3 separate regions of the Homo sapiens genome follow, and regions 2 and 3 are each linked to region 1. The links are chromatin contacts, found by Hi-C or POLR2A ChIA-PET in ENCODE. All regions are on one chromosome and are shown on one strand. The core of a region is the stretch at or near the end of the contact, and the rest is flanking DNA. Distances in the headings are between cores, read along the strand shown.

Region 1 (4,200 bases), core at 1,551-4,050:
TCCAATCTCTGCCACTGTCATCACCTGGCCTTGACCCCTGTGTGTCTGTCTCTGTGTTTCTGTGTTAGAATCTCCCTCTCCTCTCCTTTTATTTTATTCTTCTGAGACAGAGTCTTGCTGTGTTGCCCAGGCTGGAGTGCAGTGGCGCGATCTCAGCTCACCGCAACCTCTGCCTCCCGGGTTCCAACGATTCTCCTCCCTCAGCCTCCCGAGTAGCTGGGAATACAGGGGCCTGCTACCATGCCCGGCTAATTTTTGTATTTTTAGTAGAGATGAGGTTTCACCATGTTGGCCAGGCTGGTCTTGAAGGCCTGACCTCAAGTAATCTGCCCACCTCGGCCTACCAAAGTGCCGGGATTACAGCCGTTAGTCACTGCGCCCAGCTCCTCTTTCAGATCTTTATTAAAACATCATCTTTGCAATAAGAGCATCCCCGAGCACTGCATCTGAAACTGTAACCTCTTGCCTCCTCCTTTTCCCTGTTCTCTTTTCTCCTTAACTCAGCTCCAAAGGGGATTTTTTTTTTTTTTTCTGGAGTGCAGTGGTGCAATCTCGGTTCACTTCAACCACCGCCTCCCGGGTTCAAGGGATTCTCCTGCCTCAGCCTCCCGAGAAGCTGGGATTACAGGCGCGTGCTACCACGCTCAGCTAATTTTTGTATTTTTAGTAGAGATGAGGTTTCGCCATGTTGACCAGGATGGTCTCGATCTCTTGACTTCATAATCCGCCCTCCTTGGCCTCCCAAAGCACTGGGATTATAGGCGCAAGCCACTGCGCCGGGCAAGAACTTTTTAAATAACAGCTGTATTGAGATATAGTTTACATACTGTACAATTCATCTGTGTAAAGTGATAATTCAGTGGTGTTTAGTATATTCAGAGTCGGGCAGCCATCATCACATAAATTTTTTTTTTTTTTTTCCGAGACGGAGTCTTGCTTTGACACCCAAGGTGGAGTGTGGTGGCATGATCTGGGCTCACTGCAACCTACACTTCCCGGGTTCAAGTGATTCCCCTGCTTCAGCCTCCCGAGTAGCTGGGACTACAGGTGCGCGCCAGCACACCCGGCTCATTTTTGTATTTTTAGTAGAGATGGGGTTTCACCAGATTGGCCAGGCTGATCTTGAACTCCTGACCTCAAGTGATCTGCCCGCCTCAGCCTCCCAAAGTGCTGGGATTACAGGTGTGAGCCACAGCTCACGGCCATCACATCAATTTTAGAACATATCCATCAACCCCCCAAAATAAAGTCCATTCCAGTCACTCCTGATCCCCCTCTCCCAGCCCTTGGCAACCACTAATCCACTTCCTGTCTCTATGGATTTGCTTATCTGGACATTTCGTATCAATGGAATCACTCACTATGTGGTCTTTTGTATCTGGCTTCTTTCACTGGGCATGATGCTTTCGAGGTTCATCCAATCTGTAGCCTGTGTCCGAGCCTCATTGCCTCATATTGCAAAACACCGTGTCATTGTATGAATGGAGCATTTTCCCTTCATCTGTGGATGTACATTTGGGTTGTGTGCACTTTGTGGATGTTATGAATAAAGCTGCTATGCACATAGGTGTGTGAGTTTTTGCGTGGATGTTACATGTTTGTTTCTCTTGGGTAGATACCTAGGAGTGTTACTGCTGTGTCATGTGGCAATTCTATGTTTAACCTTTTTTTTTTTTTTTTTTTTTTTGAGACTGAGTCTTGCCCTGTTGCCTAGGCTGGAGTACAATGGTGCGATCTTGGCTCACTGCAACCTTTGCCTCCCGGGTTCAAGCAATTCTCCTGCCTCAGTCTCCCCAGTAGCTGGGATTACAGGCGCCTGCCACGATGCTTGGCTAATTTTTCGTATTTTTAGTAGAGACGGGGTTTCACTATGTTGGCCAGGCTGGTCTCGAACTCCTGACCTCAGGTGATCCACCCACCTCCACCTCCCAAAGTGCTGTGATTACAGGCGTGAGCCACCGCGCCCGGCCCATAATTTTTTTAAAAACCTGTTTTTTGTTTTTTTTTTCAAGACGTAGTGTTGCTCTGTCACCCTGGCTGAAGTGCAGTGGCGCAATCTCGGCTCATTGCAACCTCTGCCTCCTGGGTTCAAGGGATTCTTCTGCCTCAACCTCCCGAGTAGCTGGGATTAACTCCGTACCTCAGGTGATCCGCCCGCCTCGGCCTCCCAAAGTGCCGGGATTACAGGCTTGAGCCACCGCACCTGGCCTAAAAACCTGTTTTGTTCCCTGCTGTCTCACTGGGGCCTGGAGGAGCAGCACTTAGGAGCGCAATGCAGGTTTGTTGAATAAATTAATGACTCTCAGCAGTGACGTTTGTACGTTCGGGACACGCACCTGGTGTTGGGTCCCATCTGCGCTCATTAGGCGCGACGTCAATGCCGCACTGAGGTGTGCCTGGCTTCGATCTACCCTAGGAAGGGTCTGCCCTGGGGCGCCCCATTCCGCGACTGTCCCCAGTGGGAACCACGCCCTCCATCTACCAGAGCCATTTCTGCAACGTCTAGCACCCCGCGGGTCCTCTTCCGGCCGCGGTTGCCCTGGGCAACGCGTGGAGCCGCGCTTCCTGTATTGATTTGAATCGCGGGAGACGTCACGTCCTCCCGAGATGCCCAACGCGCGCAGGCGCAGCCACTCGGAGTGGGCAGGGCCTGGCTGGGTGTTGGGCAGGGCCTGGCGGTGTGTGGGGTAGGCGGGGGGCGTGGCCGCGATTAGCCGCGCGCGGCGTGGGGGCGTGGTCGGGTTGCGGGGGTGCGCGCGGCCGGCCGGGCGCGCGCGGCGGAGGGAGGGAGCCGGGAGGCAGCGGAGGAGCGACCGCCGCCATATTAGGGACCGCGGAGCCCGGGATCCCGTCAGCGGCGGCCGCGGCCGGGCCTGCGGGAGCTGCGGAGGCCGGAGGCGGGCGCTGTGCGGTGCCAGGAGAGGCGGGGTCGGCGGGAGCCAGCGAGCCACGGGAGCGAGCCAGGTGAGGCGGCCGGGGTCGGGGACCCGCCCCCCGGGCCCTAGGCGGCGGAGCTTGACTGCGACCCCCCAAAACCGGGACGGCGGGGCGGGCTGCGACCCCCACCCCAGCTCAGGCCCCTCCAGGAGCCCCCAGTCCCCTCGAATGCCGCCTCCCAGGCCGAACTAGGCCCGGGTGACCTCAGCATCCGCGTCTCCCGAGTTAACACCCAAATCCCAGCGTCCCCCCCACGTCGGGGCCTGCCGTGACCCCCACCCCGAGCCACCTGTAAGTCGTGACCTCCCCGCAGCCGCCGTCAGCGTCCACCATTCTTTTTAAAATAGGCTGAGCCCTGCACCCCCAACCAGGGGACCCCACTGCGCACCCCTAGAACAGCAGACCCCGCCTCCTAACCCGGGTGATTTCTCCCTGGCCTGTCATCCCCGGGACTTCCCAGTTCAGACCCTCCCAGCTTGGGTCCTGCCCACACGAAGCCGCCCCCCATCGCTGAGCCTGTGGTGTGCGATGGCTCGCCCAGGCCGCAACCAGCCCCTCGCCCCAGTAAAATGCAGTCCCAGCCCGGGACACCCGGAAACCTGTGTCTGTGGTCACTGTTGTGTCCACCAGTCCCCGCAGGCACGGGTTGAGTGCATGGATGTCCCCGTCTCACCTCATCTCGCTGATTTCTGCTCCCCCACCCTCCCAGCGTGCCCCCTACCAGCCCCCATTCCCCCGAAATCCAGCTCTCCCACCAAAGCCTCAGACGAGCTATCCGTGCACAAGCCCCTCCCTCCTCCGAACTGAACCTCCGTCCTGCGTCCTGCCCCGTGTCTTCTCCAAACGCAAGCCTGGCCATCTCGGATCCCCAGAATATGGAGTGTGCCCCCCATTCAGAGCCGTTTTACCCCTACTCAAACCTGTGACACCCCCTCCCCCTCTTCCACCGTCCAGACCTGTCTCCACCCCACGTCCTGAGACCCCCGATATGCAGATGTTCAGCCTAAATCTGTTTTGTCTTTTCCCCTGTTTTCTCCACCCCAAACTCATCCTCTGGTTCAGGGCGTCTCTCTGGTTCCGATTCCCCCGCCCCGCCCCAGTCTACCGGGCGATGACCTCATGCCTCTCCGTGGTGAGGCCCCCACCCCAACCTATGTGCTTTGAAGGAGGGTGATTTACCTAAGGGAAAACCATCCACCAAGGACACACACCACCAGCATGAGGGCAGCCTGCGGGGACTTTGAAGTGAAGGCGGAGTGGTCT
Region 2 (4,365 bases), core at 1,542-4,041, 1.1 Mb after region 1:
CTGAGCCCCCCTCTAGGCTGAGGTCTGATACGGAATAGAGCCTGCGACCCCTTCTAAATCCCGACTCTGGGCTGAGCCTGGACCCTCGATAGAGTCTCCAACTCTAGGCTGAACCCTAACCCTGGGCTGCACCCTTACTGTAGACAGAGCCCAATCCCAGCAGAGGCCCTATTCTCACTAAGCCCCATCACCCAGTAAGCCTGCATTCCCGGCCAAGATCATCCCTCCCCCACCCCTAACACCCACTGAACCCTAGCCCTCCCGAGTCCCAACCTTCTTATCTGATACAGAAAAGAGACCAGGTGTGGTGGTTCTTGCCTGTAATCCCAGCGCTTTGGGAGGCAGAAGCAGGAGGATCGCTTGAGGCTAGGAGTTCGAGACCAGCCTGGGCAACATAGTGAGACACCCCCTATCTCTATTTAAAAAAATAAAAATTAGCCGAGCTTGGTGGTGCACACCTGTGATTTCAGCTACTTGGGAGGCTGAGGCAGAAGGATTGCTTGAACCCAGGAAGTTGAGACTGCAGTAAGCTGTGACTGCACCACTGCATTCCAGCCTGGGTGACAAATCGAGACCCTGTCTAAAAAAAAAGAAAGAAAGAAAAAAGGTGAAATCATGCTAGGCTCAGATGCCTCCAGTCCTCCTGCCCTGATGGGGAGACCCCCTTGATGCTGGGGTTGCGAGAGGAGCTGTACACACCACACCAAAGTCAGACCTAATCAGGTCCTAATCCCATCTCTGCCTCATCTGGCTGTGTGGCCTGGAACCTATCCCTTCCTCCCTCTGGGGTTCCATTTCGTCATCTGTGAAATGGGACAGTCACTCCTGACTCTACCACCTTGTGCCTGTGTGACCTCAGGCAAGTTACTTCCTCTCTCTGGGCCTCAGTCTCCTCCTCCAAAATGAAATAAGAAGGTGTTTTGTTTTGTTTCTTGAAACAGAGTCTCGCTCTGTCGTCCAGGCTGGAGTGCAGTGGCGCGATCTCGGCTCACTGCAACCTCTGCCTCCTGGGTTCAAGTGATTCTCGTGCCTTAGTCTCCCAAGTAGCTGGGACTACAGGCGTGCACCACCACTCCTGGCTAATTTTTTCATATTTTTGCTTTATTTTTTATTTTTTGAGATGGACTCTTGCTTTGTAGCCCAGGCTGGAGTGCAGTGCCGCGATCTCGGCTCACTGCAATCTCTGCCTCTGGGGTTCAAGCAATTCTAGCACCTCAGCCTCCCGAGTAGCTGGGACTACAGGCGTGCACCACCACGACCAGCTAATTTTTTTTTTTTGTATGTTTTATTTTTTGAGATGGAATTTTGCTCTGTCGCCCCGGCTGGAGTGCAGTGGCCCGATCTTGGCTCACTGCAACCTCTGCCTCCAGAGTTCAAGCGATTCCCCTGCCTCAGCCTCCTGAGTAGCTGGGATTACAGGCATGTGCCACCACACCCGGCTAATTTTTGTATTTTTAGTAGAGACGGGGTTCCACGATGTTGTCCAGGCTGGTCTCAAACTCCTGACCTCAGGTGATCCGCCCACCTCGGCCTCCCAAAGTGCTGGGATTACAGGGGTGAGCCACCGGGCCCAGCCAATGAGATATTTAACTTACTTTTGCCTCCTGAGGCCTGTGCCTCGGTCTTCCTGAATCCCGTGTGCAGGTCAGGACACACAACAGGCCCTCAACAATTTGTTGTCTGGCTTCCTGGAGGAAGAAGCAGCGAGGTTGCTATGGGCTCCCTAGGCCCTAGCTGCAACCGGGACCCAGAGTTGGGCTGCAGGGCGGAAATGGTGCTGCAGGGGACCTGGGAGCAGCTCCAGGGCCTGGTTCCCAGGACTCACAGCTGCATCCTCCCCGGGGGACCCCAGCTGGCGCTGCGCAGCCGGGAGGCTCCTGTGTGTCCTGCAGGCTCATTCCTACGGAAATCGAGGCTGGACCTGGGGATCCTCTGATGAGGTCTCCAGGAGCCCTCCACCTCACCCCAAAGATTCATCTATAGCCCCACAACCCTGGGTTAGATTCATCCCTTCTTGTGGCACAGAACTCTGTATTTTTAAAATTTTAACTTATTTTGATCTTCTTCTTTTTCTTTCTTTCTTTTTTTTTTTTTTTTTGTAGAGACAGGGTCTCCCTAGGTTGCCCAGGCTGGTTTCAAACTCCTGGGCTCAAGGGATCCTCCTGCCTTGGCCTCCCAAAGTGCTGGGATTCCAGGCGTGAGGCACCACACCTAGTTGGAATCTGCATTTTAAAATGGACTCTCAGATCTTTCTGACGCGAAGGGTTCCCCGAGGCCGTACTTTGAGAAACACGCTTCTGCCGAAATTCCTATTACCCAGGCGGGTAAACTAGCCCCAGAAGGAGGAAGGGGCCCGTGCAGAACCACGTGGTTGGTCTGTTTTGCCTTTTGGCTCTCTGGTCTCTTCCTGTTGGTGTCTCTGTGCCTCCCTCCCCAGGTTCTCTGTCTGTCTCGTACTCTTATCTCTTCCCTTTTCTGTGGCCGGCACCCCCACGACGGCCTCGCCCCCGCATCCGGGCCCCTTCGCGATTCCGGAGGAATCCCCCAGAGCCGCCTGACCCCGCCCCCAGGCTCCGCCCCTTCCCCCCACTTCCCCCCCGTCGCAGTGCCCTGCTCCCATTGGCCTTTTCGTACATTGCCCGCCCTGTCATTGGCTAATCCGGAGCGCTCGGCCCGCCCCCCAGGCCTGGCAACTCTCCGGTCCCTTCCGCGCGGGCGGGGCGAGTGGAGGGCGTGGCCTGCCGAGGGGCGAGGCGAGTGGAGGGCGGGGCCGCGCTGCCCGCCCCGCCCCGGCCCCGGCCCCGGCTCCGGCGCTGCTCCCACCGCCGCGGCAACGGCCCCGGCCCACGGAGGCGGCTGGACGGACCCCCGACGGTTGGACGTACGGACTCTGCTTCGAGAGTAGGTGAGCGAGCAGTGCCGGGGCGCCCCCCATTTCAGCGCATCTCGGGGGCCACCTGGCCGCCCTCTGTCTCTCCCGCCCCTTAATGCTTCTGCACCCCACCGCCTGTCCGTCTACATTCCTGCCTCAGTTTCCGTCTGTCTCTCTGTCACTCTCGCTGTATAGGTTAGGGGGAGACAGATTGAGTCTCAATTGCCCCCCTTGGCGTGGGGCTCTGCTCTGGGACCAGCACCCCCATCCCCCATGTGGACTCTAGTGGACTCTGCCCCCTTTAACTGTAGGGCCGCAGGTGCTCAGGCCAGATTCCAGAACCCTGAGGGCATTCCAGGCGGTGGGCAGCTGGGCCAGCCGTGCGGAGGTGGGCATGACTGTAGCTTCTAGCTAAACCAGGCATCGGTCCAGGCATCGGTGGCGGGGAGCCAGGCCTAGGCCAGCCCGGGCCCACCCAGACTGGCCCCTAATGAGCTCCCAAGTGGCCTGTGGGGACTTGGCCTCAGTTTTGCCAGCTGTGAACTGGGACCGTCGCTGCTAAGGTAATTGGCAGGTGATCTGAAGGACACCTGCCGCCTCCTGGCCTTTTCTGTGAAGTCGAACTAGGCCCATTTCCTGGGATGGGAAACTAAGGCCTAGAAAGAGGCCAATGCTTCCAATGTTTGTCCAGGGAAGTGGGGACAGAGGCAGGACAGAATCTGTTTTCTCTGCATCCTCACATTTCCCAGCACCTTCTCTATGGAGGGGGGAAGGGCTGGTGGAGGAGCAGCCCCAGGTGTAAACAGGCCGCCAGAGTTTATTTCCTGAGCCAGTCCCAGCTCAGCTGGAGGCGATGAACGCCTTGGGAGGCCCCAGGGGGGCCAGCCCAGTGGTGGCGGAGCTTGGACCAATCTAGGTTTGAGCTCTGCCACCCGCATGATATCTTGAACCAGTTTTTCAATTCTGCGGAGCCTCAGTTTCCTCATCTGTAAAACAGGAGTGGGTCGTAACTCCCCAAGTTGAGGGCTGCTGGGGGATCAGATGCAGGAATACAGGCCCTGCTCATAACCTGCCTGACTCTCGCTGTGGCTCTGCCCCAGTCACACTGGCCTCCTCCTGTTTCTCCAACACCCCAGGCGAGGTCCTCTCTCAGGGCCTTTGCATGGGCTGTGCCCTCTGCCACTACGGCAGGTCCGAGGGCGCCAACTTTGAAACATAACAAGCTCCCTGGATGGGCCGGACCCAGGACCTGCACAGGCAAGGGCTGGGAGGGGCAGAGGAGGGGCCGCTCAGGGACGCTGTACCTATGGAAACCGTGAACAAAGGGCTGTCTCCAGCCACACAAACACCTGGGTGAATCGGGCACTGGCCAGAGGCTGGAGCAGCCTGGGATACAGGTGGTGGGTGAGTGCCTGGACCCCTGCAGGGAATATGGGGCCGGGGGGGGGACTTGAACCCTGCTCCAATGGTGGGGTGGCTCTGCAGACGGGTGC
Region 3 (4,158 bases), core at 1,329-3,828, 1.2 Mb after region 1:
CACGGCTCACTACAGCCTTGACCTCCTGGGCTCAAGCGATCCTCCCACCTCAGTCTCCCAAGTAGCTGGAACCACAGGTGCACGCCACCACGCTGGGCTAATTTTTTTATTTTCTGTAGAGATGGGGCATGAGCCACCATGCCTTGCCTGTGATACCTTTATTTATTTATTATTTATTTTTTGAGACAGAGTCTCGCTCTGTTGCCCAGGCTGGAGTGCAGTGGCACAATCTTGGCTCACTGCAACCTCCGTCTCCTGGGTTCAAGTGATTCTCCTGCCTCAGCCTCCTGAGTAGCTGGGACTACAGGCATGTGCCACCATGCCCAGCTAATTTTTGTATTTTTAGTAGAGATGAGGTTTTGCCATGTTGGCCAGGCTGGTCTCGAACTTTGACCTCAGGTGATCTGCCCGCCTCAGCCTCCCAAAATACCTTGAGTTTGGTTTTATGAAGCACACAACTGAGCTGACCCAGACTTCTGACCTACAAAGCTATGAGATAATAAATGGGTGCTGTTTTAAGCCCCTAAGCTGTGATAACTTGTTGCACTGCACATAAAATACAACATCCCAACAGATGCTCATGGGGATGGCAGACTCCCATCTCCCCTCCCTCCTTCTGTCCAGACATTTGCTTGCTCTGTAGAATAATAACAGCAGAATCTGTCGTCACTGTTTAATGCCAATACTCTCCCTTTTTATTGGTTTAGGAAGAGTCATTCAATGAGTGTAAGGTGATATAGGTGAGACCCAACCCTGCTGTCTGCTACAGAACATCTCCCTACAACAATGGATACTGTCACAGTAAGCTAGAGGGAATTTTGAACAACTCACCTCATTGGTCCCTCCTTGAGAGGCGTAAGTGAACATACACGTATATTTGTCCTAGAGAATGGAAGGAAAAAAAAGGTTTGGTAGAAGGAAATTTTTATTTTGTTTAAGAGACGGGGTCTTGCTGTCACCCAAGCTGGAGTGCAGGGGCACAATGACAGCTCACTGCAGCCTCGAACTCCCAGGTTTGAGTAATCCTCTTGCCTCAGCCTCTCAAGTAACTGAGACAATAGGTACGCAACCACCACACCCGACTAATTTTTTTTTTTTTTTTTGAAGCAGAGTCTTGTTCTGTCGCCCAGGCTGAAGTGGGATGATCTCAGCTCACTGCAACTTCTGCCTCCCGGGTTCAAACGATTCTCCTGCCTCAGCCTCCTGAGTACTTGGGATTACAGGCACCTGCTACCACACCTGGCTAATTTTTCGTATTTTTGTAGAGATGGGTTTTGCCATGGGACCTGGACAAGTGAAAACTTTTCTGAGCCTCTAGTTTCTCTCTGTTTCTCTTTTTTATGTGAAGCATTTTCTCATCTGTAACTTGGGCCTAACATATAAAGGACTTGGCATCACACCTAACTATAAGGAAGTAGTCAACAAACTGGCCTGGCACAGTGGCTCACGCCTGTAATCCCATCACTTTGGGAGGCCGAGGTGGGCGGGTCACCTGCGGTCAGGAGTTCAAGACCAGCCTGGCTAACATGGTGAAATCCCATCTGTACTAAAAATACAAAGATTAGTAGTCCCAGCTACTTGGGAGGCTGCGGCAGGAGAATGGCATGAACCTGGGAGGCAGAGGTTGCAGTGAGCCAAGATCGCGCCACTGCACTCCAGCCTGGGCGACAGAGTGAGGCTCCATCTCAAACAACAACAACAACAATTATCCGGGTGTGGTGGCACACGTCTGTAATCCCAGGTACTGGGGAGGCTGAGGCAGAAGAATTGCTTGAACCCAGAAGGCTAAGGATGCAGTGAGCCGAGATCCCGCCACTGCACGCAAGTCTAAAAAGAAATAGTCAAAAAACAGTAAAGATACTGTTATTACAGGCGGGGAAAGGGAGGCTGAGAGGGGAAAGGACTTTGCCGACAAGCTGAGTACAGGGCTGAGGGCCCGGCCTCACACCCTCGGTGAGGGGGGACCTTGTGCAATGGAAGGAAGGAGCACTTCCTCCCTCTTCGGAGCTGCAGCGACTGATTTCCTTCAGGCCCAGGAGGGCAGATGCCCTTTAGCCTCCTGCCGCTCCCATCACTGACCCCTCCCCACCTCTGCGTCTGGAGGGCAGGGGTGCCTGGACACTCCAGGCAGGCGACAGGTGACAGGTGATCACGCCCCCTCAACGCCGCCGGGGCCCACAAGGCCCCGCTCCCTATGAGTTCAGTCCTGCCCCAGTGATGACCCCGGCCTCACGGTCCCGCGCCCCCCACTCAGCCTCCGACCCTAACAATCCGCACCCCTTCTTCAGTACCCACCTCCGCGGTCCGCGCCCCCTCCTCGGGCCCCGCCCCCAATGCTCCGCGCCCCCTCCCCGGGCCTGCCAGCACTCAAATATCCGGGACGGCGGTGGCACGTACCCCCGGGCCCACGTTATGGGAGAAGGAATGCACGACGCCGCCGGGCCGCACGTCAAACGCCACCGTCGTGGGCTCGGACACCGCCTCCGCCGGCCTCAGCGCCACGGCCCCTAGGAGCAGCGCGGCCCACAAGCTCGCGCCGACGCCGTTCCACCCTCCGCTGGGCGCCGCCATGTTGGACTAGGGTCCTCAGGGCAGGGGCGGGTAGACGGGGCGCGGCGAGGGACACGTGGAGCGTCCGCCGGAGGCCACGTCGGCGTCGGCTGTCCACGTGACCCGGCACGCCCCGCCCTGTCCACCGCCCGGGGCCACCATCTTGGGGGCGGGACTTTGTCGAGGGGGCGGGACTTTTGCCGAGGGGGCGGGGCCGCCGAGGGGGCGGGGCCGCCGAGGGGGCGGCCTCGTACCCTAGGGACCCTGCGTAGCCCGGCGATCCTTGGAGGGTCCCTCAGGTGGTAATGGAGTTCGTTTTGGGGTCTCAGGGTCCCTCACCAGCCGTGTGACTGACTGCAGCTCTTTCAGTTAGGAGATGTACAGGGAGTGAGGGAAATCGAAGGTCACCATTAGGCGAACTTCTCATAATCGTTGCAGCCAAGATGTGTGTGCATCGATATTCAAAATTAGCAGAGGGAAAGTAGGATGAGAAGCAGGATGCTTGCTTTTGTTTCCCTCTTGTTGCCCAGGCTGGAGGGCAGTGGCGCGATCTCGGCTCACTGCACTCTCCGCCTCCCAGGTTCAAGTGATGCACCTGCCTCAGCCTCCCGAGTAGCTGGGACTACAGGTGTTCACCACCACCCCTGGCTAATTTTTGTATTTTTAGTAGAGACAGGTTTTCACCATGTTGGCCAGGCTGGTCTTGAGCTCCTGACCCCAAGTGATCCGCCTGCCTCGGCCTTCCAAAGTGCTGGGATTACAGGTGTGAGTCATCACGCTCGATCAGTCTGTGTATTTGTTAATAGGATTATGTGGGTGTTCACTTCCTGGCTTTGATAACCTGGCTTGTCCTAGGGGTTACAGACGATGTTCACATTAGGGGGAGTTGGATGAAGCGTATTAGGAAACCCTACAGTTTCTGCAGATTTTCTGGGAGGCAAAAATTATTTCAAAATAAAAAGTTAAAAAGAAAATAATCCCTACCTCAAGGAGTTGTTGGGAGGAGTAAGTGAGGGAATTAAGTTCCCACACCGGGACGAATGAACTGAGAATTATATATTGTAGCTATTGCTATCATTAGATCCCAGGTTTTCAACTAGAGAAGGAAGTCATTCTTTGGTTACAAATGGCTTAACATTTCAAGAAAACACCAGTGGCCAGGCCTGGGGGGTCAATAATTAAGCTGGTGTTTCTAGTCCTTCCCAACTGGCAAAAAACAGAATCCAGAGAGAAAACGTCATAGATGACTCCTAAGATGGGTTATAATTCACCCTTTGAGGAATTAAATCACTCTACTCCATAGCTACGGAGGGTGGTGAGCCCCAGGGAGGTGAGAAGGATCCCCGTGGAGGCTGACTCCTCTGCCAATGACAGAAGTCCAAGCCAGTTGCCTTTCTGCAGTGGCAGCCTGTTCTAAATTGGGATACCTGCTTGCGTTAGGAAATTTATTGGCCGGGCGTGATACTTCATGCCTGTAATTCCAACCCTTCGGGAGGCCAAGGTGGGTGGATTGCTTGACCTCAGGAGTTCTAGACCATTCTGGGCAACATAGTGAGACCCCATTCCTATATATATATTCATATATTCACATATGTGAATATATATATT

Evidence for each region. Hi-C counts contacts between places; a loop is a spot of excess contacts on that map. ChIA-PET counts read pairs that join two places held with the same protein, here RNA polymerase II (POLR2A). Pooled maps may share reads with other maps.
Region 2: a loop to region 1 is called in a map of B cell, with 14 times the contacts of the local background. The contact joins the promoter of TNFAIP8L1 here to the promoter of FZR1 in region 1. A Hi-C loop is called at or near these places in 2 of 168 maps with a recorded cell type or tissue (B cell and CD8-positive, alpha-beta T cell) and 8 of 50 pooled maps.
Region 3: a loop to region 1 is called in a pooled map, with 8 times the contacts of the local background. The contact joins the promoter of MYDGF here to the promoter of FZR1 in region 1. A Hi-C loop is called at or near these places in 2 of 50 pooled maps. POLR2A ChIA-PET finds 5 or more read pairs at or near these places in 2 of 52 experiments (GM10248 and naive thymus-derived CD8-positive, alpha-beta T cell).

Annotation. Positions count from the first base shown.
Region 1 is chr19:3,503,511-3,507,710 of GRCh38, forward strand. It overlaps FZR1 (fizzy and cell division cycle 20 related 1), which reads left to right and starts at 2,801. Exons shown (of 14, transcript NM_016263.4): 1 at 2,801-2,964. RefSeq lists enhancers at 2,176-2,225, 2,276-2,535, 3,346-3,555 and a silencer at 2,856-3,005.
Region 2 is chr19:4,636,725-4,641,089 of GRCh38, forward strand. TNFAIP8L1 (TNF alpha induced protein 8 like 1) reads left to right here and starts at 2,792. Exons shown (of 2, transcript NM_152362.3): 1 at 2,792-2,905. RefSeq lists silencers at 2,313-2,392, 2,453-2,892 and an enhancer at 2,793-3,792.
Region 3 is chr19:4,667,764-4,671,921 of GRCh38, forward strand. It overlaps MYDGF (myeloid derived growth factor), which reads right to left and starts at 2,579. Exons shown (of 6, transcript NM_019107.4): 1 at 2,398-2,579; 2 at 832-882. The coding sequence starts at 2,571. RefSeq lists a silencer at 2,579-2,968.